Linked DNA regions of Homo sapiens: all the other regions are linked to region 1. Evidence: chromatin loops called from intact Hi-C (ENCODE). Cell type or tissue: PC-3. All regions are shown on one strand. Region 1 holds the start of ZSCAN25 (zinc finger and SCAN domain containing 25). Region 2 overlaps ZKSCAN5 (zinc finger with KRAB and SCAN domains 5). Region 3 overlaps CYP3A43 (cytochrome P450 family 3 subfamily A member 43).

The links. Hi-C counts contacts between places; a loop is a spot of excess contacts. Peaks named below come from ENCODE experiments on the same cell type or tissue, not always from the same donor. Only the 100,000 strongest peaks of a DNase experiment are listed, where the experiment ranks them.
Region 2: it touches region 1 in a loop (12-fold over the local background); 6 of 110 quality-filtered maps call a loop at or near these places.
Region 3: it touches region 1 in a loop (4-fold over the local background); 5 of 110 quality-filtered maps call a loop at or near these places.

The regions. Positions count from the first base shown.
Region 1 is chr7:99,614,753-99,618,752 of GRCh38, reverse strand. ZSCAN25 (zinc finger and SCAN domain containing 25) reads right to left here and starts at 1,807. Exons shown (of 8, transcript NM_145115.3): 1 at 1,737-1,807; 2 at 102-228. RefSeq lists enhancers at 1,772-2,091, 1,682-2,661. In PC-3, CTCF peaks have their summits at 1,957 and 2,163; DNase peaks (open chromatin) are centred at 1,842 and 2,162; H3K4me3 peaks cover 2,658 bases; H3K27ac peaks cover 1,023 bases.
Region 2 is chr7:99,524,263-99,528,262 of GRCh38, reverse strand. ZKSCAN5 (zinc finger with KRAB and SCAN domains 5) reads right to left here. Exons shown (of 7, transcript NM_145102.4): 6 at 1,845-2,450. Among named protein-coding and RNA genes, the nearest start is that of ZKSCAN5, 22 kb to the right of the region's middle. In PC-3, a CTCF peak has its summit at 2,377 (motif pointing left); no DNase peak of the experiment used is centred here.
Region 3 is chr7:99,835,890-99,839,889 of GRCh38, reverse strand. CYP3A43 (cytochrome P450 family 3 subfamily A member 43) reads right to left here. Exons shown (of 13, transcript NM_057095.3): 2 at 3,344-3,437; 3 at 718-770. Among named protein-coding and RNA genes, the nearest start is that of CYP3A43, 9.9 kb to the right of the region's middle. In PC-3, a CTCF peak has its summit at 1,713; no DNase peak of the experiment used is centred here.

The sequences.
Region 1 (4,000 bases):
ATTTCTTACTTTAGCGAGGAACTACATGTTTTATAAAAGTCATTCTGCCTGTGTGTTGACAGGGAATAGGCTAGAGGTGGCAAGAGGGAAATGGCACTTACAGTGATTCAAGCAGATGATAAGGGCTTAGATCAGGGTGGTGGCAAAGAGTCAGACAAAATCAAGACGTATTTTGGAGATTAAAACCAACAAACTTGCTGATGGCTTAGATGTGATGGTGCGCTCAACCTGAAAAAGACAATGGAGCAACATATATACCATTATGACAAATGACCTAAAGATTTCTAACTTGTACAGGCTTTACTCTTTAGAAAGCATGTGAACACATATTTCATCTAATACTTAAAACACTTCTGTAGGATGAGTGCTACTCCTCCTACTTCTCAGAAGAAAAAAAAGAGACTAGATGATAACTGCCTCCCAAAATACATGGTACAGATTGAAAAAAAAATGTGAAGTCAAAAAGAGAGAAAACTAATCTAAGTCCAAGTACTCAAGGAAAAGAAGAGGCTTGAAGTAGACTGGAGAATGAGTCCTATTTACCTCCAAGTGGATTATGCGGAAGACCTAGACTGGGAAGACAGACTTGGAAGTCCAAAGCACCAGGGGAAGGAGATCCTGCTTGTCAGAAAACGGAAAGATCACCTGACTGGAGCAGAGAATGGGCAGCTGGCAGGAGGCACACCCCAAAGCTTCTGCTAAATATTCTATTGTGAGTTTGTGTATTTATCTACCCCCACTTAAACCAAGTTTATATTTTCAGTCTATTCATTGACTCTGCAACATTGAGATTTCTCTTTCATTCCTTTCTAGCTATTGCATTGGTTCACTCCACTAGTGCATTTAATGCACTACAGTGCAAATGTTTACCCATGTGTCTCCCTCTAACAGATTCCCTGGAGGCAAGAAAGATCCTCATTCATCTTTTATCTCTGCCATTTGACAAATAGAAATTGCCCCATTGCTATTCTTTATCTCCCCCCACCCATTGTGACTCTTTTGTTTTGTTTCTGAGACAGGATCTCAGGGTTTTATCACCCCAGCTGGAGACCAGTGGTGCGATCACTGCAGCCTTTGCCTCCTAGGATCAAGCGATCCTCCCACCTCAGCCTCCCGAGTAGCTGGGACTACTGGCGAGTGCCACCATGACCAGCTAATTATTTATTTTTGTAGAGACAGGGTCTCCCCATGTTGCCCAGGCTGGAGTGCAGCGGCATGAATGTAAGTCAGTGCAACCTTGAACTCCTGGGCTCAGGCGATCCTCCTGCCTCAGCCTCCCGAGTAGCTGGGACCTCAGGCGCGTGCCACCACGCCCGGCTACTTTTCAATTTTTGTAGAGACAGGGTCTCGCTATGTTGACCAGGCTGGCTCATCACTATTCTTTAAATAAGTGTCCTATGTGATTACTTTCACTTTGCACAGAGTTCTGCTTTGGTTCAAGATCTCTTCGGGTTCGTGGCCAGCCCTGCACTAAGCCAAGCCTGGCAGAGCGGGATCAGCCTCGCTCCTACCTGAGCCTACAGCGCGGCGGCCCCTCAGCGTCCAGACCCGCAGGGCCTCGGGGCCGCTGAAGGCAGCTCCTGAGAGACTTGCCGCCCTCAGCCGGGGCTGAGCGGAGGGAGACGGGCTCTACTGCAACCCCGCTGCCGCCGAGCCCCGTAGCGGCACCAAAACCCGTCCCCGCGCCCGTTTACCACTTCGCCCGCCACCCGCTGCGGCCCTGAAGAGGCTCTCACCCGCCGCGGCCCTGAAGGGCCTCTCACCCGCTAGGGTCGCCAGTGCTATCCGCGGTCCGGAAGTGAGCTGCGGACGCTGTTAGACAGGTGCGTAAGGAAAGACTCGCTTCCGTGTCCTCTCTAGGATGCTCGGAGGTCTCGGCGGATGCGTCTCGATGGTTGCTGATCCCAGCCTGCTGTTCCGAACCCGGCGAGGCGAAGACCACCAGGGCTTCCCCAGGATTGACTGCCCAGCTCGAGGCGCTCTGTGGCTAGGCCCCTTCCACTTCCGTGCCATTTCACCTGCTTGCCCTCCGTGGAAAGGACTCGGTGCATCGCCAGATACACTACTGGACACAGCACCTGCCCCAAGGGGCTTTAGAGTCCAGTCGGTCAATGCGCGACTATTCCGGCTGCGAGGGCCTTGCGCGAGGCGTAGGGGCAGAGGAGATAGGGGGCGCACTGGATCTAACCGGCTCACTTAAGAGGCTCCTGACCCCGGGTAGTGTGCGTGCGTGTGTGTATGTGTAGTCAGGGAAGGCTTCCTGGAGGAGCCAGCATCGGAGCTGTTTTTTGTGGGGGGTTTTTGTTTGTTTGTTTGTTTGTGTTTTTTGAGAAAGAGAGAGAGAAGTCTTGTTCTGTCTCCCAGGATGGAGTGCAGTGGTGAGATCATAGCTCACTGCAACCTCGAAGCCCTGAGTTCAAGCAATCCTCCCACCTCAGTCTCCTGGGTAGCTGGGACTTTTTTTCAATTTTTTGCAGAGAGGGGGATCTCTCTATGTTGCCCAATCTGGTCTCCAACTTCTGGACTCAAGCGATCTTCCCCCCTTGGCCTCCCAAAGTGCTAGGACTGCAGGCGCAAGCCACCGCGTCCAGCCTGAAGGCAGTCTGTCTCAACTGGGTGGCCCAGTGTTACTCCAGAATCCACTCAGGAAACAGGAAACCCTCTTGTCTTACTCTTCTCCAGCACTTTGCAAAGTGTCTGGTACAATATTTGCTAAAAATATACACTTATAGAGTAAATGAACTCCTAGAATATAACATAGGTGTTAGACCATCTCACTTTATCCTCCATGTCTCTGTCCCACTTTCATATTTTTCTTGTCTGCCCATATTTGACTTGGGTTTATGTCTTCACCTTTTTATTAATAATCCACTTTTCAGCTGTTTCTAATGTGCTACAAAATCCACAGTTGTTGTTTTTTTGTTTTGTTTTGTTTTGTTTTTTAAGAGACGAGGTCTTGCTGTGTCACCTAGGCTGGAGTACAGCGGTGCTATCATAGCTCACTACAGCTTCCAACTCCTGGGTTCAAGCAATCCACCTCAGCTTCCCAAATAGCTGGGACTACAGGCATGAGCCACCACACCCAGCTAATCTTTAAAAAATGTTTTGTAAGGACAGGGTCTCACTATGTTGCCCAGGCTAGTCTTAAACTCCTGGGCTCGAGCAATCCTCCCCACTTGGCCACCCATATTTTTGTTTTAATTAATATATTTTTTCCATTTCTAGAATTTCTATTTGATTTTTTCCAAATATTCTAGATCGATCTTTTAAAAGAATTTACCGATATGTTTAAGCTTTTCTTTGTACATAGTAAATATAGTTGAGCCTGATAATTCTGAGATCTGAAGTCCCCTCAGATATCTTTCTGTGATCTGCTATTTCCACTGTTTTTGATGGTGCCACTTCCACCAGCAGTACCTAACAGCATCCATTTCCCATATCTCATCATCTCTGCCATTATCCAGCTTTAATTTTTGCCAATTGACAGGTGAAGTAAATGTTACCTCATTTTTTAATTTGCATGTTCTTCATTATAAGTGAGGTCAGTCATTATTCCTACTTTCATTAACTTCTTGCCTTCCCTTTTCTGTGAACGGACTTTTCTTTGTGTTTCTATTAAGCTGTTTATCTCTTTCTTATTGATTTATGAGTTCTGGGGACATTATATAATGTCCCTAGAGCATTAAATAATGTCCCCAGGACATTAATTGGGGGCATTCCTCAAACATACCTTCCTCGAACATACCACAGTACCTTGTTTCCTTGTGTGACAGGCTGCTCATTTTCCTTGGAAACATTTTTGTGAAATTTCTTTGAGTTCCAGGATAAAGTGAATTTATCTAGAGAGGGTTGATATTGTTTTTCTTCCATGTAAATTTTTTTCTTGTCAGCATCACCAGTCCAAGGTCATTGTAAACCAAATTTATAATTTGAGGATTTTTGAACCATGCTATAATAGTAATATGAATTTGGGCTGCAAATATTGAGGGGTGATTTGTGG
Region 2 (4,000 bases), 90 kb after region 1:
TAGAACGGGAAAACACTAGCTGAGAGGATAGCTCAGCTCAAACCCAGAACTTTAAAGACACTTTACTGACTTCTGTGCCATGGTGGAAGATGCAGCGTGGCTGTAAACATCAAAGGCAGAATTAAAAAAAAAAAAAAAAAAAAGAAAAACATTTTGGCTGGTCTTAGAATCATCTGAAGAATATTAGTAAGGGCCTTTAAGTTCACAGCACAGTTTATGACGATCTCATTCACAGATAAATTTACTGTCATTTGAACAGATGTTTAAAAATACTGGCCCGGCATGGTAGCTCACACCTATAATCCCAGCACTTTGGGAGGCCAAGGCGGGTGGATCACTTGAGGTCAGGAGTTCGAGACCATCCTGGCCAATATAGTGAAACCCCATCTCTACTAAAAATACAAAAAAAAATTAGCCAGGTATGGTGGCAAATGCCTGTAATCTCAGCTACTCAGGAGGCTGAGGCACGAGAATCGCTTGAACCTGGGAGGCAGAGGTTGCAGTGAGCTGAGATCGTGCCATTGCACTCCAGCCTGGGCAACAAGAGTGAAACTCCGTCTCAAAAAAAGAAAAGAAAAGAAAAAAAGAAAAAGTCACAGGCATAAACAGTTATCGGGACAAAAGAGAAAAAAATTGAAGTTCAACAACTGGGAACACTTGAGTAAATTACAATGCCACCACACAATGGCAGACTGTCAGAAATAAAAAGGAGGGCTGAACAGCCCTGGAAAATGTGTACGCTTAATATTTAATTCTGAGTACGACTACGTGAAACAGACTTATAAAAAAAAAAGGAAACATACTAAGTAATAACAGTTCTATTAGTTAGGGTGATGTGATTATGGGTGATTTATTTTTTCTTTTTATTTTCTCCAAGCTTCCTGTACTACTGTTATTTTATTGGGTTTGTGTTTGTTTGTTATTTGAGAAGTCTCACTCTGTTAGCCAGTCTGGAGTGCAGTGGCTATTCACAGACACATTTATAGCTCACTGTAGTCTTGAACTTCTGGGCTAAGAGATCCTCCCACCTCAGCCTTCCGAGGAGCTGCAACTACAGGCACATGCCACCATGCCCAGGTAATTTTTAAATTTTTTTGTAGAGACAAGGTCTTGCTATGTTGCCCAGGGTGGTCTTGAATGCCTGGCCTCAAGTAATCCTCCTAGCTCAGCCGCCTCCCAAAGCACTGAGATTACAGGTGTGAGCCACTGTACCCAGGCTATTGTTTTAAAATAAGTAAAATAACTAAATTGGGAAAAGGGGAAAGAGAGAAAAGCATATAAGAGAGCCAAATCCTCATTTACTACCATAGAAAGTCAACAGATAACATTTAAAATTGATGAGCCAACTAATAATAGTTTTATTTTAAAATACAGAATTACCAGAAGGAACCACTAACAGCTGAGAGCACAGCCAGCACAGTGGCTCATGCCTGTAATCCCAGCACTTTGGGAGGCCAAGGCAGGCAGATCGCCTGAGGTCAGGAGTTCAAAACCAGCCTAGCCAACATGGGGAAACCCTGTGTCTACTAAAAACACAAAAATTACCCGGGCATGCTGGTGCGCGCCTGTTGTCCCAGCTACTTGGGAGGCTGAGGCAGGAGAATCGCTTGAACCGGGGAGGCAGAAGTTGCAGTGAGCTGAGATCTCGCCACTGCACTCCAGCCTGGGCGACAGAGCGAGACTGTCTCAAAAAATAAATACATAAGAACCAAATAAACGATAACCTTTGCCTCTTCCTACCCCCCCCAGTATCACCACCCATCTGTCCTGTTGTACCGTACTAATAAAACACCTTTTGCTTTTCGCCTCCATTTATCCCCCGGATATAAACTCCTCACACGTACATCTCTGGGATTTCTCCCTGAAGTGGCGTTTTAGGTGTTCGATCAGATGCGAATGGCGACCGAAGTTCTTCCCACACTCATTGCAGCCATAGGGCCTCTCTCCGCTGTGGACACTGTGGTGCTGAACCAGGTGGGAACTCACCCGGAAAGCCTTTCCGCACACCTGACATTTGTAGGGTTTCTCCCCTGTGTGGACGCGCTGGTGCTGGGTGAGGTGCACCCGCTGATTGTAGCTCTTCCCACATTCTCCGCACTTAAACGGTTTTTCTCCAGTGTGGATGCGCCGATGCTGAATAAAGTTTGAGGCTTGGAGGAAGAATTTGCCACAATCGCTGCATCTGTGCCCTCTCTCGCCATGTGTGCTTTGCTTAGGGCTGATGTCTGTGATTGCATCCAGATCCCTTTTCTGGGAAGGATTCTGCCTTGATTTCCCCACAGTGGGGTTGACCTGCCACCTTTGTACCATGCCTTTAAGGTCACTGACTTCTGCAAAGTCTGGATCCTGAGGAACGCTCCTTTCGGTGTGTTCTGGCGCCACCCAGTGTGATTCAGAGTCATCAGAAATCTGCTTCACTATGAGCTCCATATTGTCCCTGGACTCATAACCTGAAATAACAGAGGGAGAATTAAAAAATGAGCTTTTCCTTGAATTTGAAGAAATAAAATGAGGGGATAATGAAGAGAAACTGACATGTGCTAGGGATCCATGATTCTGTAAAGGGACTTTTACAGTACAGGGATGGGATGAAAAATATTCAAGCAGAAAAGTGAGGGAGGTTAGGGAAGGAAGAGCTGGCAAAAAATGTTCAGAGGAAGGAGACTGAAAATCAGTCATTCCACTGAACGAAGAGGGTCTCCTCTCAGTGTGGCACTTACAAATACCTGTATCATGTTAAATGTTCTCTTGTGTGTGTGTGTGTGCGCGCGCGCGTGTATGTGTGTGTTTTGAGACAGGGTCTCACTCTGTCACCCAGGCTGGAGTGCAGTGGGGCAATCATGGCTCACTGCATCCTCAACCTCTTGGGCTCAAGCGATCCTCCCACCTCAGCCTCCCAAGTAGCTAGGACTACAGTTGCACACCACCATGCTCAGCTAATTTTTATATTTTTGTAGAGATGAGGGTCTCATTATGTTGCCCATGCTGGTTTCAAACTCCTGAGCTCAAGTGATCCTCCCACCTCAGCTTCCCAAAGTGCTGGGATTACAGACGTGAGCCAACGCGACTGGGCAATATTCTTTTTTTTTTTTCTTTTGAGACGGAGTCTCACTCTGCCACCCAGGCTGGAGTGCAGTGGCGCGATCTCGGCTGACTGCAACCTCTGCCTCCCGGGTTCAAGTGATTCTTCTGCCTCAGCCTCCCAAGTCACTGGGACTACAGGCGCACATCACCACGCCCAGCTAATTTTTGTAATTTTAGCAGAGACAGGGTGTCACCATATTGGCCAGGTGGTCTCGAACTCCTGACCTAGTGATCTGCCCGCCTCGGCCTCCCAAAGTGCTGGGATTACAGACATGAGCCACCGCGCCCAGTCACGACTGGGCAATATTCTTAATAAAACTGGATAGCAGGTTATGCAGCTAACCCCATCTTCACCTTCCTCTTCCTGTGAATTCATAGCCTAGAAAAGAAAGGTGATCTTTCTAGGTTTCTCAATGCCCAAAGGATTTCAGTTTGGTATGAATTAATCTAAAAGAAAAAAGACATTCTTTCTATATCCTGAGAAGAACCTACTACTTTCAAGAGCTAGGTTAATGTTCAGCAGTCACTGATAGAACCGTGGATGTTTCAGTGGCTATAATTAGTTCCTTTGTTCAACTGTATCAGCAAGATACTTTACTCAAAACACTGATGTTTTAATATGGTTTGCAGAGACAAATCTTCAGTAGTTAACAAAAAATAGAGTATTGGCCAGGCACAGTGGCTCATGCCTGTAATCCCAGCACTTTGGGAAGCCAAGGCGGGCGGTTCACTTGAGGCCAGGAGTTCGAGACCAGCCTGACCAACACAGCGAAACCCCGTCTCTACAAAAAATACAAAAATTATCAGCCGGGTGTGGTGGCTCACGCCTGTAATCCCAGCACTGTGGGAGGTCGAGGTAGGCGGATCACTTGAGGTCAGGAGTTTGAAACCAGCCTGGCCAACATGATGAAAACCT
Region 3 (4,000 bases), 220 kb before region 1:
TTCTTCACATGTTATGCAAACAGTACACCTAGTCCTAACCAGTTTTTTATGTGCTATGCAAATGACACACCTGGTCCAACCAATCTTTCATGCCCTATGTAAATCAGACACTGCCTCCTCAAGCTCATCTATAAAACCTCCTGCACTTTACCGCAGGTCAGAAGACCCACTGGGGGCCCCCTCTCTCGGCAGGAGAGAGCTTTTCTCTTTCTTTCACCTATCCAACCTCTGCTCTTAACCTTATTCTTTGTGCGTCCACTATAGGGAGACCCCCTATATCTGTGGGACAACAAACCTCGGGTATTACCCCAGACGAGTGATGCCACATTGCTATTGTTGTGGGAATGTGGCTTATGTATGAAGCTATTACCCAGGGTTGTGAAATTACAGCTATCTGTCTGGGGAAAAAAGGAAGGCAGTAAGGTATGACTTAATTCTCAAGCTCGATTTTCCCTTTGTCATAGTGAGTTTAGGGTCTCAAAGATTTTATTTTTGTTCACATACTGAATATGCATGGAGTTTCCTATGACACGCATATTCCCCTTGCAATGCTCAATTCCCAGATCATCTTTTTCTTTTAGATAGCCTCTCTCTGTTTGTTACTTAGGTTGACAATAGCATTATCCAAACAAAATCTGGGCTGAGATTGTTCTCTCTGCAGTAAAATAACTCAGCATAGCAACAGCTCTATCCAATGCAAGTTTCCAGAATACTCACCCCCACATTTCTCCGTATTTTTCATTACATTCTCTGTCAAAATTCCAAAGACCCTGGCAGAAGAAACAAAATACAATTCAAGTATTATTTCGAATGTACTGAACGCTACATTTAACCAGGGCAAAAAAGTCAAATCCAATGACTTGCTACCATTAGGCTTGCTACCATTTACTGGCAGTTAGAGGGAATCTTTTTTTTTTCCTTTTTTTCTGCTGCCCAGGCTGGAGTGCAATGGTGCGATCTTGGCTCATTGCAACCTCTGCCTTCTGGGTTCAAGCTCTTCTCCTGCCTCAGCCTCCCAAGTAGCTGGGATTATGGGGGCCCGCCACCACACCCAGCTAATTTTTGTATATTTAGTAGAAATAGGGTTTCACCATGTTGGCAAAGCTGGTCTCGAACTCCTGACCTTAGGTGATCCTCCTGCTTCAGCCTCCCAAAGTGCTGGGATTACAGGCGTGAGCCACCACGCCCAGCTGGGAATCTTATTCAGAGACCTCTTAAGGAAAAGGAGAGAAAATACAGAAGATATTTGAAATGGAGAATTTAAAGTCACTTTTAAATTTTCTCTAACTAGTGTAGATATTGAATGACTTACTTCTGTCTATGAACACTAAGCAACTCATTGTCTTTCTGATGTGTTTTCATTTCTGCATATGTTGTCTCTGCAATCTCATAAACCCCTGAATTATCACCACCATGGGAACATGAAGAAACCGAGGCTGACGGAAAGTGAGTGAGTGTCTCAAGGGAATGTGCAATCTTTTATCTCCTTGTTCAGCATCCTTTTCATTTATCTCATGTATTCTCTCTAGAATTCTAGCTGAATTAGAAAGTCAAAAACATCAGGGACCACTTTTAGTCTAGCAGATTTAAATAAAAGTCCAAGGCATTTTGTTGAGCGAGAAAATGAGTGAGTGGGCAAATGACAGAGTGGACTCACTTTCCAGTTTTCCAGCTTAACACATAATAAGTGTGGGAAATGCCACCTCTAGATGTCAGACACAGCACATTACAATACTCACTCAGAGTTTTCACTTCTGACACTTAAAAACAAACTTTCCTGCTTCCTTGTTTCAGTTTTGATGTTCTAACTAGGCAACATATAGCCCAGGACATGTGGATTTACTAAAGGATCGATCTGGGAAATATGAAGAGAAAATTATTGCTTTTTCGGGGGGTAAAAAAGGATGAAATTCTTAAGTGGTAATTTTGCAATGAAGGCCTCAGTTGGGAGAATTAGAATCTGAAAAACAAGCCTCAGGTCTGTAAGACAGAAAACCTGAGTCAGAGAGCAACCTGTACACAGGCTTTCTTACTGGCCATGTGGACACGCACTTGTGACTTTCCATCATGGCCCCAGGCCCTTGGTGGAGCATCAGACCAGGGTAGCCACAAGGCTCAGTCAAAATTCGAAGACTATGAGACACATATTACCTCCTGTTTAGATAATTAAATTTTGAATAAGTTTGTCAAATTATCCCCTTTCTAGTTATTTTGTTAAGTAATTTTGCCTTTCTTTTAAAAAAAAACAGAACTCATTTTGTGGTTAAATATCTGAAGTTGATGGACAGCCTCCATATTGTCTTCATTATAAGCACTCCCTGCTCAGGCTCACTCATAGGGTGCTGCCTTTGAAGAAAAGCAGCAGGAAAGCAGAACCTTCTTGTTCTTCCTCTCAAATCTGTAAAATACATCCTGGGGAGAAGAAGCTGGAGCACAACTGTGGAACTACCTGCAGGGAATTTAACAGTTCTTGAGAGAATTCAAGTATGTGCAAATTATCCAGCGGTAAATAGCTGCCTAGTGAACTGAATTTTCTTTTTCTTTTTTTCTTTTCTTTTTTTTTTTTTTTTTGAGACACAGTCTCGCTCTTTCACCCAAGCCAGAGTGCAGTGGCGCTATCTCGGCTCACTGCAAGCTCCGCCTCCCGGGTTCACGCCATTCTCCTGCCTCAGCCTCCCGAGTAGCTGGGACTACAGGCGCCCGCCACTGCGCCCGGCTAATTTTTTTTTTTTTTTTTTTTGTATTTTTAGTAGAGACAGGGTTTCACCGTGTTAGCCAGGATGGTCTCGATCTCCTGACCTCGTGATCCGCCCGTCTCGGCCTCCCAAAGTGCTGGGATTACAGGCGTGAGCCACCGCGCCCAGCCAATGAACTGAATTTTCAAAGCTCTACAGGAGGAAGGAAACAAAAGCTTACTAAAGCTCTTGGTGAAAACAGGAAAGTTTGAATGTGGTACATGATGCTAATGAGCGCTACTGGGGCTCCCATTTCCCCATTTCTGCTTTTCTCTTAATACTAAGGACAACTGTAGCTTCTCAAAAATCTGCACAGGGCAAAAGGAAAGTCCTCTTTATGGTTCGCAAAGTCTGAACATCAAGTCCTGAACATCGAGTGCTGATCCCCCAGATATCTGTGCCGTGCAACTGAGGCAAACCCAAACCCCCTGACCATTAAGATGAGAGTCCTGGTATAAACCTGGCCCTGCTCTGGGTGGAGCATACACACCATTTCTGAAAGTGTAAAACATTGGAAATTCCTCCTGAGGAGGAGCATTTTTACTGATAGGACTAAGCTTGGGTTTGCATCGATAAGAAGCAAAAGAGGGAGCTCAAATAACACTTACCCTAAGGTAGAACAAAATAGTTCCCAGAAAAGGCAGAGGGGTTGGCCCAGGAATTCCCAGCTTCTTAAAAAGTTTATGTGAATGGGTCCCATAACTATAAAATAAAAGAGAAAGCCAGGTTACAGAAATTGTAACTTTATAGATAAGGGGTTGGCCAGACATTACCTCAGGAACTGGAATGTTCAAGGGAGGGAGGTAACATGGAGGCAATAAATAACAACAGAAACTCTGATGGCAATAATTACATTTTATAGCAGGATTTTAAGGAATCAGAGAGACCAATGGGGTTCAGGAGGATATTTATTAATTATTTAGGTACACTGGGCCAGTCAGATTAACATCCAAAGGACTGAGCCTCACTTTCTTCCAAGCCTGACTTTTCGGGTGCTCCTGACTCTGCTTCCTGCCTTATTCTGACCAAAGACAGATATACTGGCACACATGGGGATGGACATTCCCTTTCCTCAGGTGGGGCCTGAATAATTGATTTCGGCTGATCTTTGGGGATTCCTGCAAGCTCTGCTCTAGTTACATCTCGGAAGCTGACTAGTCTATGCACAGCCGAAGCTAAGAGTACCATCTCTGGATAAGTAAATGTGGATACAATTTACAAGCCTAGTTATAATTCTGTCAGTACTGATTGTTCTGTTGTTACGT